2 separate regions of the Homo sapiens genome follow, and region 2 is linked to region 1. The links are chromatin loops, found by intact Hi-C in ENCODE. Cell type or tissue: adrenal gland. All regions are shown on one strand. Links, peaks and the distances in the headings refer to the core of each region. The heading gives the core; the rest is flanking DNA.

Region 1 (7,923 bases), core at 1,991-6,990:
TGGCCAATCTTGTTTTCAATTTTTCTTCACTAAACATGTACTGAGCATCTTATTTGCGCTCCTCACTAAACATGTACTGAGCATCTTATTTGTGCAGGACAATGTGCTAGATGCTCTACATAAAAACATAAGATATTGTCCTTGCCCTCTAGTTACTTGTGTTGTACTTGAAACAACAGGTCACAGAAGAATGCTTTAAAATCCTATCTTAAAAATCATTAAAATAAGGCTCAGAGACTTTAGACTAATTTACCCAAAACCACAGAGATTAGAGCTTATCTTTTCTGTTTGATGGATCTCTACCTCTCGATTGATCAAAAACTTCAATACCTAATATTTGAGTAGCACAGTGTTCTGGGATGTAAAGTTCCATAGGGTACAGGCTTTATCCTCAAGAAATCTACATTTTAGTAGAATTGCAAAGACATTAAACACATAATTAAAATATTTGGTGGTATGTGATGAGCGCTTGACAGTGGAGCAAAAAGCCCAGCATAGCACTCAGGGATCATTTCCTGTGCAGGTGTTTGAAGAAGACCTGATCCCACCTCTAAGGCTTAAGCAACACTTGTGAAGACATCAACATCCTTGACTTGATTAATCTAACCTTCAACCAAGGCTGTGAGCTAGCTGAAGAAGGTTTCAGGTTTTCCCTGGTAAACCCATATAATTCTGACCAGTGATGGCAGGGAAAGTTTAAACAAGGAAGTAGTGGTGTAGGCAGTTGGCAAGAGGAGAAAAACCAGAAAGTCCTAAAGAGAAGGGAGCTTAAACAGGTACTCCAAGAACCACAGGGAGCCTCTGGAAAACCTTCAGATTCGTGATCCTTGCCCACTTGGATTCCTAAACCTGCACTCAGATTTCACCAGTAATGGGGATCAAGAGACTCAGGGTCAGATGGTGACTTTTATGTGTGTCTTGAGCCTCTTCACAATATGACCCATTCTTCTCCTTTCCATTTCCTATGCCTCCCCTCCCGCCTCACTGACCATCCAGCTCCGATCTATATGTTCTTCAACGAGGAGCTGACCTCAACAGGTTGCCTTTCCTGAGCTCCAGTGTCACTGGCTGCCCTCTGTGATTGGGCAATGTGAGGCGCAGGCTTGGGAGTGTAGAGGAGATGAGGAGTGGGAAGAAGCCTGAAGCCACAGCTCCTCCACCTTGGATGGTTTCTCAGGTGACAGACAGGTCCCTTCTCTGGCTTCAGCTCCTGCTGGGCAGGCCTGCCGTGGTTCTAGCCACTGCCAGCTGACCCTGGCTCCTGGGGCCTTACCTCTTTCACTTCTTTTTCTGTTGATAAACCCGTTTGGCTTCCAGCTTCTCCAGCACCTGTGTAAACAATTCCTGTACCCAAATTGAATTTCTTCTCTTGTAAATACTTAAAGTGGTTTCTGATTTCTTTGCTAGATCCTAATTGATACATATATACATGAAGAATTGATATATTAAATGGTGACTTGCCAAGTAGGGCAGTTACGATATTCGAGCCTAGAACACAAAGACTGTCTCCTCCTCGCCCCCAATATGCAGGAATTGCTTAGATGACTCTTCAAACAGATTTACCTCAGGAAGAACTGGGCCACCATCTGAGCAAGAGCAATCGTAATATGAATCCACTGTCCTTGAAGTGTGTTATAAGCAACCAAACACCCCATGGTTGTCATACCATTGGCTCAACTATGAAAAAAATACGAGTATGTGATGGACATGCGGTGCAGCCCATAAACTCAGTGTGCCAAGAGCTCTTGCAGTTCTTGAGTTCATTTATATTAGCAGAAGGTTTTAAAGAGGTAGTGGGAGAAGATGAAAGCAGAAATGTTTATATTTTTTAAAAAGAGGAAGGCAGAGATGAAAGTCAGAAAGAGAAGGGGCGAGAGGAGCTAGCCCATAGGTCTACTGGTGTGAGGATGATGCAATCAATTCCCAACTCAGCAAGGCATAGAAAGGGAATGAACTAGTAGCCCAAAGAGGAAGTGGGACAAGAGCTAGTTCCTCCTTCATCAGTTACCCCCATGGCTTCACAGTCTAGTGGAAATGCTCACATTTTGGAAAGGCAGATATTCTTAGACAAATACAAGTTGAAAACTGCACTTCACATAAACAAAGAATGATTTGCAGATTGACTTCCTTGTTACCAATTCAAATATAAAAAGCCTCTCTCCTTTAGCATATATAGTAAAGGATGGCTTACATACTAGATTTCTTCTGTTGCCTGGATTATAAATTATGAAAAATTACACAAATTATATATATATATATATAGTACACACAGTGTAAGCATATATACAAAAATATCTATATATACAAAAATTATACAAATTCTAGAATTATACAATTTCTAAGCCATTAAACCAAATGTTCTATGCCCCATCTTCCAGGACCTGTTGTTTTTTTAAACAAGCCTAAATACACATACACCCTCCAAACACTTCTCGAGATATTTTAAATAAACTCATTTTATTAAATCAAGCTGAGATTTTTTATTTTTATTTTTTTAGAGATGGGGTTTTGCTATGTTGTAGACACTGGTCTCAAGCATCTGGGCTCAAAGGATCCTTGGGCTTCACCCTCCTGAGTAGCTGGGACTACAGGCGCACACCACTGCACCCAGTGTGGTTTTTTATATTATATATTCACCTGCATTGTTCCATGAAAAATGTAATATAAATGCAAGCACATGCTGCAGATGCTAAATTAGAAAAACATCTGTGCTTTTTACATCATCCTGCCTTAGAAAGAAGGCACCCAGGACAATCCCAGCAGCTGGCACACTCTACGTGGTGTGCTCATTACCACAAGTAAATAAAGTCAGTAAATTACTGGCAGAGCACAGGGGGCATGATGAGATTAGGAAATAACCCTTTCATCAAACTCTCTGCACATTGCATATTGCCTGGGCAAAAAGCAAATAATGATGATCAATGGGGAATTAATATTTTAGTCAAAGAGGAATGGAGATGAATATATACTATAAATTATTAACCAGCACTTGTACTCTATCCCCTTGGCACAGCATGAAATAGGCTTCTAAAGAAACAGGATACATATCTTCTACTTACTTAGCAATGTTTTCTTCAACCAATGAATAATATTCATAAAGATGCAAATCTCTAAGACATTCAAGAGAAAAAATATATACCTGAATTTCTCTACCTTTCTGTAAGAGAATGTAAACCAAACATAAATATTCTTATGCTTATACTTATATAAATAGATATGTTTTATGTGATATGTCCATAAATATTACTGTGCTATAGCAGAGAAACAGTCATTGGGCTGGAAATTGAGACGCATCAGTTCTAGCTCACCCTTGGCTATGACCGGCAGTGACATTTTAAACTCTCTGGGCCTTTGTTTTCTCAACATAAAATAAGGGGTTAGATCAGAGATGACCTGGAAGAACACTTTCCACTTTCAAATTCTTCATAAGGGCCTTATAATGAGCAACATGTAAGAAGGACTTGGAAAAAGTGAGGTGGGCTCCAGCATAAAAATGAAAAACATTATATAAAAATTGCCGGCGAGGTGCGGTGGCTCATACCTGTAATCCCAGCACTTTGGGAGGCCAAGGCAGGTGGAACACTTGATGTCAGGAGTTCAAGACCAGCCTGGCCAACATGGGGAAACCTTGTCTCTACTAAAAATACAAAAATTAGCCAGGTGTGGTGGTGGGCACCTGTAATCTCAGCTACCTTGGGAGGCTGAGGCAGGAGAATTGCTTGAACCCAGGAGGCAGAGGTTGCATTGAGCCAAGATTGTGCCACTGCACTCCAGCCTGGGTGACAGTGCGAGACTCCATCTCAAAAAAAAAAAAATGCCAATTATTGAAGCCAAGGAAATATATACTGGTACAGGAGAAAAAAGATATCTATATCTATATCTATATCTATATCTATATCTATATTTATATATACAAACACATAATCATATACATATATAAATTGCTACTCTCTTAATAAAAAAATTATGAACCAATAATTGTACACATAAGCAAAGGAGTTCTGTATTTGCATAGTATCATGAAAGTTACACAGGGAATAATTATTCAATCATTTGCACTGAAAATCTGAGAAACAGTAATACTTGAAATATTGAGCAATCATAGACTTGTAATTTCCTGAATATGCAATTCTAATAAACAAAGGGGAAGGCAGCATTCACTACATGCTTTAGAAGAGCCTAAAATTAATTACTTGGTTACTGTTTGCCAAAAGCCCACAACAGGAAAACATAATATTCTTTATAATACAAAGTAGGCTGTGATGAGGCTACTTATAGGGAGGTATTCATAAGCTCAAGAGAACACAGAGGAGGGGTGACGGGAACCATGAGAAGAGAAATCACTCTAATTGTTTAGGATTCATTTTGAAAAATAAGGAGAAGCCTCTGAATGACCTCTGTGGCACAGGAAACAGTTTGTGCTTTTGGAAGAAATCCAGTAGATGTCAGAGCTTAAAGAAGTTTGGAGATCATCTAGTCTTATCTTTCCATCTTAGAGATAAAGAAATGAAGGCCAGAAAGGGTATCTAGTTTGCCCTGTGCTAAGTATTTGGCAGAGTTAAACTAGAAATAGTCTTCTAACTCCCAATCCAGCTTGCTTTTCCTTACTGCCTCCCTTTTCTCTGTGTAGGTCCAAAACAAATCCTTTCCTCACGGATTTATGGCAATGGTCCTCCTGGGATGAATAGAATATACTGTTACTTCTCCCTCCCTGAGAAGTTCTTCCCAACCCATAAAGTTTTTCCCAAGCTGACTAATGCTTTGCTTGGTCAGAATTGTTTTTGAGCCATCGTTCTAAATATCATCTCCCAGCTGAGTGATCTGAGACTCAAACTATTCATACCCACTGACATTACTGTGTTACTCCCGGGACTGCAAGAGCCAGCCTGGCCTGTGTGATGGAGGTTAGTGACTCACTGACCAAGTATCGTACAAGGGAATATGATCTCTCAGAAGGGCTCTAGGTTTTGATGTTAGGTGGCATATAAATCTCTCTGTATCTCAGTTTTCTTGTCTGTTACCTAGGGACAAATATTTATTTAAATTTTCTAAGACTGCAGACATAAAAAATAATTGTTAATGGTTTTAATCTGATTTCATAGACACAACTTTGATTCTTCAAGCAGGAAGCAGATCTTAAAAATTATCTAGTTTATTTCCTCTTTTCACCAGAGAGGGGAAAAAAAGATAAGAAAGATTTTGATTTGTTCAACATTACCCAGCTGGATGGTTTTAGAGTTGGAAAAACTGAGCCTTTTGACAAGCAGTTCACTGCTTTTGGCTCTATGCCCTGCCCCATTGCTCACCCTATTCAGAGTTCTTTATAAATGGGACTATCTAGAATTTGTAAAATAATATACTCATATCGAGTCTTGGTGAGATCCAAGATAGTGGTCTCCTATGCTATCAAAACAGTTATCCATCTCCCCCCAAATTAATGTTGTTTTTTGTAAATTATGTGGTAAGCCATACCATATAATTTCAGATATAGAAACATATTGGGGGTCATCTCCTACAACCTAACAATTCTGAGATGGTCAAGCTGGGTCATGATGAACAAGGAAGTGAGGAAGAGGAGGAGCTCACTGTACTAAAATTGTGCTTTATAAAGCTGGAGCTTCACCAACACATAGAGGCAGTGCTAACTCCTCCTCTCCAAGTTCTCCTTCTACAAGGGAAGTTAGTAGACCCTCTCCTCTCCACTTCCACACGTAGCACTCAAACTTCAGGTTACTTTTTGGTGATTTGCTTCAGGCTCCTAATCACCTGACAATACCTGGATGAAAGTGACAGGTGTGGAGAAATAGACCCAAGGCCTCAAGGGTCTAACTCGCCACTGGCACTGGTCATTCGTTGGTACTTGCCTGAGGGCTGTTCCCCTCAAAATCACTCAGCTCTGATATTCTCTTGAAGTATAACTTCTACTTTACCAGCCTCTGCTGTGCTGTGCAGGAAAACAGCTTAAAATAACACAACTGGAAATGGATTCTGAAGGACCCAGAGGTTTGCAACTGGGGTGAGGGGAAGAAGGAAGCCAGGAAGAGAGCAGGACAGTTGCTAGCTGTCCATGGAGACTTTGGGAAGAGCAGGGTAGTATAGAGTGGAAGCGCCTTGGAGGAGACAGGAGGAATTACACTATTTCCCCATTGCTACATTGGGCTCAGAGACCAGCACTGCTTCTTAAACCACTCTCTGGACAAAACGATAACAACATTTCAAAATAAGAAAAGAAGGATTCTTCTCCAAGACAGGAGTCATTTCACAGGCCTGAAGCCAGACCACACTGAAGCTCCATCTGCAAAACTAATGGTTTTCCCTGACATTTTAAACAGCACAATTTAATGGCTCAGTGTTTCATTTGACATTTAAGAAGTTATCCATCTCCAAGAAGTTTATTGGCAAATCTTCTCCATTTCAGGAATTAGCAATATGATGTGCATATGAACACATCTACAAGAGGGGTCCAAAAAGCATCTTTGCAAAGGAAGCCCAGGACACGGTGAATGAATTGTTACTCATGCAGAGCAAGATCAGCCCCTTACCTCAGGCCCTGCCAGTGCACCTTCGTAAAGCACTTCCCCTTTCTGTTAACCAGCCTCCTCACAAGAAGAAAAATCATAGTCCCTGCTTTAGTAAACTGTTGTAGTTAAGAAGATGGAAAGAGAGAGGATTAAATGACTTGGTTCAGGCAGTGAAGAAGCAGGTATTCAGGAGCAAGACTGGCTGTGTTAGAATTGTGGCTACTCTGCTGCTTACAAGCTGTGTGACCTTGGGCACATTGCATAACCTCTCTTTGGCTTGGTTTTCTCGTTTCCAAAATGGGGATAACAATAGTACCTATCTCAATGAGTTGTTAAGATGATTAAATGAGTTAATATTTATAAAGTTCTTAGAACAAGCTGACAGAATAAGTGCTGTAAAAGTATTTGTTAGCAAATCATAAATAACATATGTGTATTAACTTTTTTCAGATCATTTGTGTACTCATTCTCACTATATGTGACTCAGGCTGAAGTCAATCAATGTATCGCATTTCTCCTGGCCCCGGTGATTGCTTTGTGGATGGCACCACGGTCTCAATCAGAGCCAACAGGATGATGTGAGTCTACTTCTGGGATTTCTGGGAAGGAGATATTGGTTCTTTTTTACTGGACTTAAATCTTAGAGGATACAGAGCCTAGAGCAGCTTGCAACCATCTTTTAACTATGAGGGAAGAACCTATCCGAGAATAGGAGAGTGGAACAGATCCATGACAGAGAAATCATGCTCTGTTGATGTTATTTGGGCTGTTGGACCGTGGGATGCCTGAAACCAAACCTTCTAGATTTCTCAATTACATAATTACTCCATTTACATTTTTCCTTTTCCTTAAATGAATGTCTGCTGGGCTTTTCTTGAGGTTGTTGTTTGTTTGTCTGTCTTTTAATCACTTGCAACTGAGAGACAACAAACTGGTGCAATTTACAACATGTCTCCAAGCCCGCAGTAAGTATTGTGGCCAAGGCAGAGGTATTGTTGCTGAGGCAGAGGCGATAAGATGGTCTCCGCACTCAGGGAGCATGGACCTTCCATCTTAGAAATACAAAAAAATTGTACCCTCATCAGCACTGAAAATATCAAGTTCTGGCTTTGTGATTTTTTTAAATCAGGTCAATTCACTTTTCCCAGTCTCAGTTTCCTCACCTGAAAACATGGAGACCGGACTAAGTAATCCTTATGAACTCTTTCAGCTTAAAATTTTATAACTGTGACTTAAATTAAGTTCTCCTTGGCTACCTTCAAGATTTCTCTGAAGCTCAGTTTTTCCATTAGCTACAAGGCCAAGGAGAATAATTTCAAAAGAACGATTTGTTTGTTTTCTGGTTATTGGACATTTTTAAGGGGAAAAGTGGAAAGGAGTGGAGTGGAGTCAACCTGGTGAT
Region 2 (7,923 bases), core at 1,246-6,245, 190 kb after region 1:
TAACTGAGACTGAATTTTAACTGAGTCTGTTTCCACATGCAACGGTTATGTGAATTGAAGGAAGATTGTTTTGTTCACAACTTGACCAAGAATTGTTTACAGTTTTGGAAAATTGTATCACAAACAGCTCTGCATTCATAGATATATTCAGCTACTAGTTACTTCTTTAAGTCTTCTAGTGTAGTTTTGCCCCACGTCGAAATATATGTTATTATAAATCATTTTCATGTCTCTTTTCCACTCTTATTTAGGGTATATGGATTTGTTTGAAATTGTAGGAATATTGTTATTTTGTTTCAGGGTGGTAAAGCAGAAGTTGGAAAATATTTTATGCAAGGGGCACATTGAATCTGATGTGGTTGAGAACTGTTGATCTAAAGTAAGAGTAACTTCATCTGAGAAGAGTCTCTCATGAAAAGTGCCCAGATTTTAGTGGAGGGTGTTTATAATTTCTGTGTATTGGACTGTGTCTCAGATACACAGAAATCTGCCAAATTTATTAGCAGATAGTTGAGATTTGCTAAGAAATAAGTGGCCATTATGCTGGGTGCGGTGGCTCATGCCTGTAATCCCAGCACTTTGGGAGGCCGACAAGGGCAGATCACTTGAGGCCAAGAGTTCGAGGCCATCCTGGCCAATGTGGCAAGACCTCATCTCTACTAAAAATACAAAAATTAGCTGGGCATGATGGTGCACACCTGTAATCCCAGCTACTTGGCAGGCTGAGGCAGGAGAATCACCTGAACCTGGGAGGCGGAGGTTGCACTGAGCTGAGATTGCACCACTGCACTCCAGCTTGGGTGACAGAGTGAGACTCTGTCTCAAAAAAAAAAAAAAAAAAAAAAAAGTGGCCATTAGATAAGTACTTCACTGTATAAGATAAGGTGCTAGGGGCACTGGGAGAAAAGGAAATATAGTACCTTCTGCCTAGAAGCTTTTATAGTGTGGTCTCTTGGAGTGCTTGAAATCATTTCTTATATAGAAGATATGATTTCTTTAAGTACTGAACTTAATTTTGATTTTATACATATATCACTAATATTCATACATTGTGCTATATAAAGCGCATCCTTCATTGTGTTCTGCAAAGACACTTTTCTTCTCTGAGGAAGGCAATGTATTTAGGGCAAAGGACATTCTCACAGGAGACCTAGTTCTACTACCGGTAATAGGATGTTTGGTAAATCACACTGTATGTTTCCTGTTGAATATGGGGATGATACTGTTATGAAGATCAAAAATAAGAGGCTTTAAAATCTAAGGGTAATTAGACTGTTAAAAGCATTGGTTTCTCTTTTAAATATTAGTTTTCCTAGGAGATATGTGGAATGTGCATCTTCTGCATGTTAAAAGAGTTCATTTATTAGCAGAGCAACAGAGACTAAGAAAGTACCTAGGAGAGCAGGTAGTGAGAGCAGAATTAGAGGGTACAAAGATAATGTCTGATCGCTGTAATTATTAATGAGAATGCTAATGAGACTGAATACTAGGTCACCTTCGCATTTCTATTAAGAGAGCATTTTCAGTGGCTAAAAAATATATTTATTTGGAGAAAGGCTAAAATTACTAAATGAGTCTGTCTTTCATAGTTGTTTAGAAAATAGGGGGAGAGAGAGGATCTTAAGAAGACTGACATAACAGAAGAAAGCTGTTCTTTTTCTGTCTGCTGCTAGATGGATACCTCTTTTCTCTCAGGCAGTCGCTTATGGAATTATGGTTACAACAGAGGTTCAGTTTGGCTTCAGAGATTGAATGATAATGAAATGATACTGAAAATACAATGATCAGATAGCAATAGAATAAAAAGATTAGGTTCTGATTAAGTATTCACTATAGGTATTGGTAGAAAAAGATGGTGACTAGCTGACAACACAAAAAGTAAAATACATCTGTGATGGCTGGATCTGGGAAGCACACACAGTAAGAAATTGACATTATCTGAGATTCTTACACATTTCCAGTAGTAGCCTTAACTATAACAATTAAGGATTTAGACAGAAGCTTTTGTTTTTCCTTCATGGTAAAATATGGTTTTGTGTTTGACCATGTTAAGTGGCAGAGAAACATCTAGTTTAAGATAATTGAGGTACTTTTACTATTTATTTAAAATAGAATAGATTAAATCAGGGTTTTAAGCTCAAGATAGACTTATGATTTCAGGTATTCAGGTGCATATGGGGTTGTGGTATAATTTGCCAAATCTGAAATATTTGATAATGACATCATGTCTAGTAAGCAGAATTTCAACAGATTTCTGTTGATGTCTTGAGTGATAATTCAAAGCACGTGGAATAAATTTAAAAGGGAACAGTGAAAAATTAGTCTTTTTTTCTTCCCTGTTTCCAGCTACTCAGTTCATTTCACAGGCAGTCTCTGTTCCCAGGTTTTTTTTTTTTTTTCCCTCAAAGTCCAGAAACATACCCAATTATTAATAGATATTTAGTCTAAGATAAAGACAGCATTTTATGGTTTTTGGAACACGATGGAATTATTCAGTAAACGATGTGACAACCAGCCAGCCATTTAATAAAAACTGAAGAAAAAAAATTCTGATAGGTAGGAAATGGAAAAACTGAAAGTACCATAAAAGTACAAAAAAATAGATAAAGGTATTATATTCTTGATAGCAGGAGGACCTTTCTGTCGTAAAATCAGAAACCATAATCATAGATTTGAGTATACAAGAATTGAAACTCCTGTGCCTCCAAAACCAATATAAACAAGATTAAAAGACAGATGACAAACTAGGAAAAAATTTGTAAAACCTGACAGAGGGTTTTTTGTCTGATTTTTGGGTATATATCTTCATATACAAAGCACTCTTAAAAACTATTAAGAAGTAATCTCTGAAGACTTCCAATTTCCAGTGTAGCATGTAAGGAGCTCAGTAATTGCCACTTGGTCCTGACAACAAATAAATAACTGAACAAAATGAAGAATAGACAACACTTCTTAGATTCCTCAGATAAGTGAAGTCACAGGGCAAACCACATCCTCCAAAACTGGAGAGACAGACAGCTGGATACAGAGAATCACAACTACTGAAGCAGAAACCGAGGATCAGAAACCCCTGAGGGAACCAGTACCCGGGTAGGAAAATCTGAGCTGTAATTGAGGAGTTGCTGGAGGCTCAGTGTGGACAAGTCTGAGACCTAAAAGCTCCAGGGAGAGCCAGTCCTAAGGAAGCCCCCGTAGTTTTGTGAGATTTACTTCCTGGAGCTCTACCAGGTCCTCACAGTAAATATTTGAGAAAAATCCTCTTACGCTGTCAGCTGGAGAAGGGAGAAGTGAAACATTTTGAAATACACCAAGGTATTCTGTTCTTAACAAGGCCTGCCCTCAGGAGAAATTATTTCTCTTAGAACCAAACCTAACTGGGGAATGGGAAAAATGCAGCTCCAGTCAACTCTAGCCCTCCACATGGAGAAAAGGAAATTCCTAACTCCACCTCCCTCTAGACTTCCAGTTGTGGGAAGGGAAATAACTTCAGCCCTCTCCAGCCACCCTGTTCCATTTGAAGGGAGGAAAAAACCTGAGAAATGCTGGTGGAAGGTCACAGTCTAGAGGCACGGGCTCACCAGAGGACTGAGACCTAATCCTAGGCCTATAGAATGCTTCTCCTCCCCCATCACCCTAGTACTGCATTACAAAACACCTGTTTACTGTAGGCTTTAAAAAAAAAAATACTTAGTATTATTATGTCCACCTTTAACAAAAAATTACAGGCATACTAAAAGGCAAAAACTGTAGTTTGAGGAGACCAAACCAAACATCAGAACCATAGCTAAATATGGCAGGAATGTTGGAAATATCAGACCAGAAATTTTTTTACGTATTTTTACTTTTTTTTTAAGCTTTTATTTTAGATTCTGGGGTACATGTGTGTGGTCTGTTACCTAGGTATGTTGCATGATGCTGAGGTTTGGGGTCTGAATGGTCCCGTCACCCAGGTACTGACCTTAGTATCCCACAGTTTTTCATCCCTTCCACCCCCTCCCTCCCTCCTCTAGTAGTCTCCAGTGTCTATTGTTGCCATCATTATGTCAGTGAGTACCCAGTGTTTAGCTCCCACTTATAAGTTAGGGCATGCAGTATTTGGTTTTCTGTTCCTACCTTAATTTGCTTAGGATAATGACCTCCAACTCCATCCATGTTGCTGCAAAAGGACATGATTTCATTCTTTGTTATGTCTGCATAGTATTCCATGGTGTGTGTGTGTACTACATTTTCTTTATCCAATCCTGTTGATGGGCACCTAGGTTAATTCCATGTGTTTGCTATTGTGAATAGTGCTGTGATCAATATGTGAGTGCATGTGTCTTTTTGGTACAATGGTTTTTCTTTTGGTTGTATACCTGGTAATGGGATTGCTGGGTCGAGTGGTAGTTCTTTTAAAGTTCTTTCAGAAATGTCCAGACTGCTTTCCACAGTGGCTGAAGTAATTTACATTCCCATCAATAATGTATAAAGGTTTCCTTTTCTCTGTAGCCTTGCCAACATCTGTTGTTTTTTGACTTTTTAGTAATAGCCACTCTGACTGATGTGAGATGATAACTCATTGGGATTTTGATTTGCATTTCTCTGATAATTAGTGATGTTGAGCCTCTTTTTTCATGTTTGTTGGCTGCTTGTATGTCTTCTTTTGAGAAGTGTCTGTTCATGTGTTTTTGCCCATTTTTAAATGGGGTTATTTTATTTTATTTTATTTTATTTTATCTTTTGAGCTAGAGTCTTGCCCTGCCACCCAGGCTGGAGTGCAGTGGCGCGATCTCGGCTCACTGCACGCTCCACCTCCCGGGTTCACGCCATTCTCCTGCCTCAGCCTCCGGAGAAGCTGGGACTACAGGCTCCCGCCAACACGCCCGGCTAATTTTTTTGTATTTTTAGTAGAGACGGGGTTTCCCTGTGTTAGCCAGGATGGTCTCGATCTCCTGACCTCATGATCCGCCTGTCTCGGCCTCCCAAAGTGCTGGGATTACAGGCATGAGCCACCGTGCCCGGCCTAAATGGGACTATTTTTTGCTTCAGTTGTTTAAGTTCATTATCAATTCTGGATATGAAACCTTTGTCAGATACATGGTTTGTGAATACTTTCTCCCATTCTGTAGGTTGTCTGTTTTCTAACTTGATAGTTTCTTCTGCTATACAAAAGCTCTTTAGTTTAATTAGATCTCAATTGTCAATTTTTGTTTTTGTTGCAGTTGCTTTTGAGGACTTAGTCATAGAGTCTTTCCCAAGGTGCCAGTGCCCAGAGTGGTGTTTCCTAGGTTTTCTTCTAGGATTCTTATAGTTTGAGGTCTTACATTGAAGTCTTAAATCCATCTTGAGTTAATTTTTGTATATGGTAAAGGTAGGCATCCAGTTTCATTCTCCTGCAAATGGCTTGGCAGCTATCCCAGCACCATTTATTGAATAGGGAATCCTTTCCCCATTGCTTATTTTTGTTGACTTTGCCAAAGATTAGATGGCTGTAGGTATGTGGCTTTATTTCTAGGCTATGAATTAAAAAAAATATAGGATTAACATGCAAAAGGCTTTAAAGGAAAAAGTAGACAATATGCAAGAACAGATGGATAATGTAAGCAGAGAGATGGAAATTTTAAGAAAGAATAAAAAATAGTAAAAAATATTGTAACAAATGAAGAATTTCATTGATAGGCTCATTAGTATACTGGACTTTTAAAAATCTCTGAGCTTGAGGATATTACAAAAAGCTTCCAAAACTGGAAAGCAAGAAGAAAAATGACAGAGAAAAACTCCCTCAGAACAGAATGTGCAAGAACTGTGAGACAGCTGCCAAAGGTGCAAAATATACATAAGGAAATACCAAAGCAGCAGAAAAAAAGAAAGGAACAGAAGCAATATTTTAAGTAATAACTGAGAATTCCCCCAAATGAGTGTCAGATATCAAACTACAGATCCAGGAAGCTCAGAGAGCACCAAAGATGGTAAGTGCCAAAAATCTACACTTAGCCACACCATATTCAAACTTCAGAAAATCAAAGGTAAAGAAACCATCTTGAAAGAGGCCAGGGAGGAAAAATACCTTACCTATAGAGAAACTAAGATAAAAATTACATCCAACTTCTCAGAAATCATGCAAGCAAGAAGAGAATAGTGAAATATTTAGTGTTGAGAGAAAGAAGCCCACCACCTAGAATTTTATATCCTGCCATGTTGTGTTACCCTTCCAAAGTAAAGGAAGAATAAAGACTTACTCAAAGTGAAAATTGAGGGAATTTGTTGCAAATCCGATTTGTAAGAAATATGTATAAAAGACTTAAAGCAAAAATTGAGGGAATTTATTGCAAATCTGATTTGTAAGAAATATGTAAAAAAAAAAAGTTCAGAGAGAAGGAAAATAATATAGGTCAGAAGCTTGAATCTTAAAAACTTTTATATTCCTTGTTCATAATTGATCTGACAGATAACAGTTTGTTAAAATAATAATAGTGACCATGTATTCGATTATGCTTCTGTGGGTTTGTATATGTGTGTGTATCTATACATGGTACTTAGGTATAAGTGAAATGAATGACAGCAATGATGCAACAGATGAAAGAGTGAATTTAGGAATATTTGGTTATTATAAGGTACTTGGACTGCTTATGAAGTGGTATAGCATTGTTTGAGAGTGGACTTGAATGAGTTGTAAGTGTTTATTGCAAACTCCAGGGAAACCGCTGAGAGAAGTAAAAATTGAAAAAGAAGAAGGGGAAGGAGAAGGAAGGGAAAGATGAGAACAGTTATTCCTCAGTATACATGGGCAATTGGTTCCAGGGCTCCTTGAGTATACCAAAATCCTCACTTACTCAAGTCATGCAGATGGCCCTGTTGAACTTGTGTATACAAAACGTTGGTGCTACATATATGTAGTTTTCACATCCCACAAATACTGTATATATTTTTTTTTTTTTGAGATGGAGTCTTGCTCTGTCACCCAGGCTGGAGTGCAGTGGTGCGATCTCAGCACTCACTGCATCTTCTGCCTCCTTGGTTCAAGCAACTCAATTCTCCTGCCTCAGCCTCCGGAGTCACTGGGATTACAGGCGCCTGCCACTGCGCCCGGCTAATTTTTGTATTTTTAGTAGAGACGGGATTTCAGCATGTTGGCCTGGCTGGTCTCAAACTCCTGACCTCGTGATCCACCAGCCTTGGCCTCCCAAAGTGCTGGGATTACAGACGTGAGCCACCACGCCTAGCCAAATACTGTATTTTCTATCTGCTTTTAGTAAAAAGACATCTGCATATAAGAGGACCCATGCAGTTCAAACCCATGTTGTTTAAGGGTCAACTGTATAATCAATATGCCAAGAAAAGGGAGAAAATGAAATCATATAATGTGCTCAGTTAAAACCACAAAAGGCAGAAAAAGTGTAAAAGACGGAAATAGGAACAAAGAACAGGGGCCACACACAGAAACCTGTAATAAATATGATAGATACTAGTCCAGACTATATCAATAATCACTGTGGTTAAATATACCAATTAAAAGACAGAGATTAGTAGAGTGAATTAAAAAGCAAGACCCAACTATATGTTATCAACTAGAAACCCACTTTAAGTTTAAAGACACAAAGATTAAAAGTAAAGGAATGGAGAAAGATATATCATGCTAACATTAACCAAAATAAACTGAGGGTAGCTATATTAATAGTAGACTTCAGAGCACTGTACGTTATCAGGGATAAATAGGACGTAATGACAAAGGGTAAGTAATCCAAGAAGATACAACAATTCTTAATATCTATATGCCTAACAACAAAGCATCAGAATATGTGAGGCAAAAACTGATAGAACTACAATGAGAAATATATGAATGTACTATTATAATTGGACACTTTAACACTCCTGTATCAGAAATTGACAACTCCAGTAGACAAAAAATCAATAAAGACATAGTTGAAGTTGATAGCAGTATCA

Evidence for each region. Hi-C counts contacts between places; a loop is a spot of excess contacts. Peaks named below come from ENCODE experiments on the same cell type or tissue, not always from the same donor. Only the 100,000 strongest peaks of a DNase experiment are listed, where the experiment ranks them.
Region 2: a loop joins it to region 1, with 3 times the contacts of the local background. A loop is called at or near these places in 2 of 110 quality-filtered maps.

The regions. Positions count from the first base shown.
Region 1 is chr10:63,697,264-63,705,186 of GRCh38, reverse strand. It overlaps LOC107984238 (a long non-coding RNA gene), which reads left to right and starts at 4,828. Exons shown (of 3, transcript XR_001747468.2): 1 at 4,828-4,904; 2 at 6,972-7,099. In adrenal gland, for the core only: no CTCF peak of the experiment used is centred there; a DNase peak (open chromatin) is centred at 4,858; H3K4me3 peaks cover 538 bases; H3K27ac peaks cover 3,541 bases.
Region 2 is chr10:63,510,711-63,518,633 of GRCh38, reverse strand. It overlaps a transcript of JMJD1C not described here. Among named protein-coding and RNA genes, the nearest start is that of REEP3, 6.7 kb to the left of the region's middle. In adrenal gland, for the core only: no CTCF peak of the experiment used is centred there; no DNase peak of the experiment used is centred there; H3K27ac peaks cover 700 bases.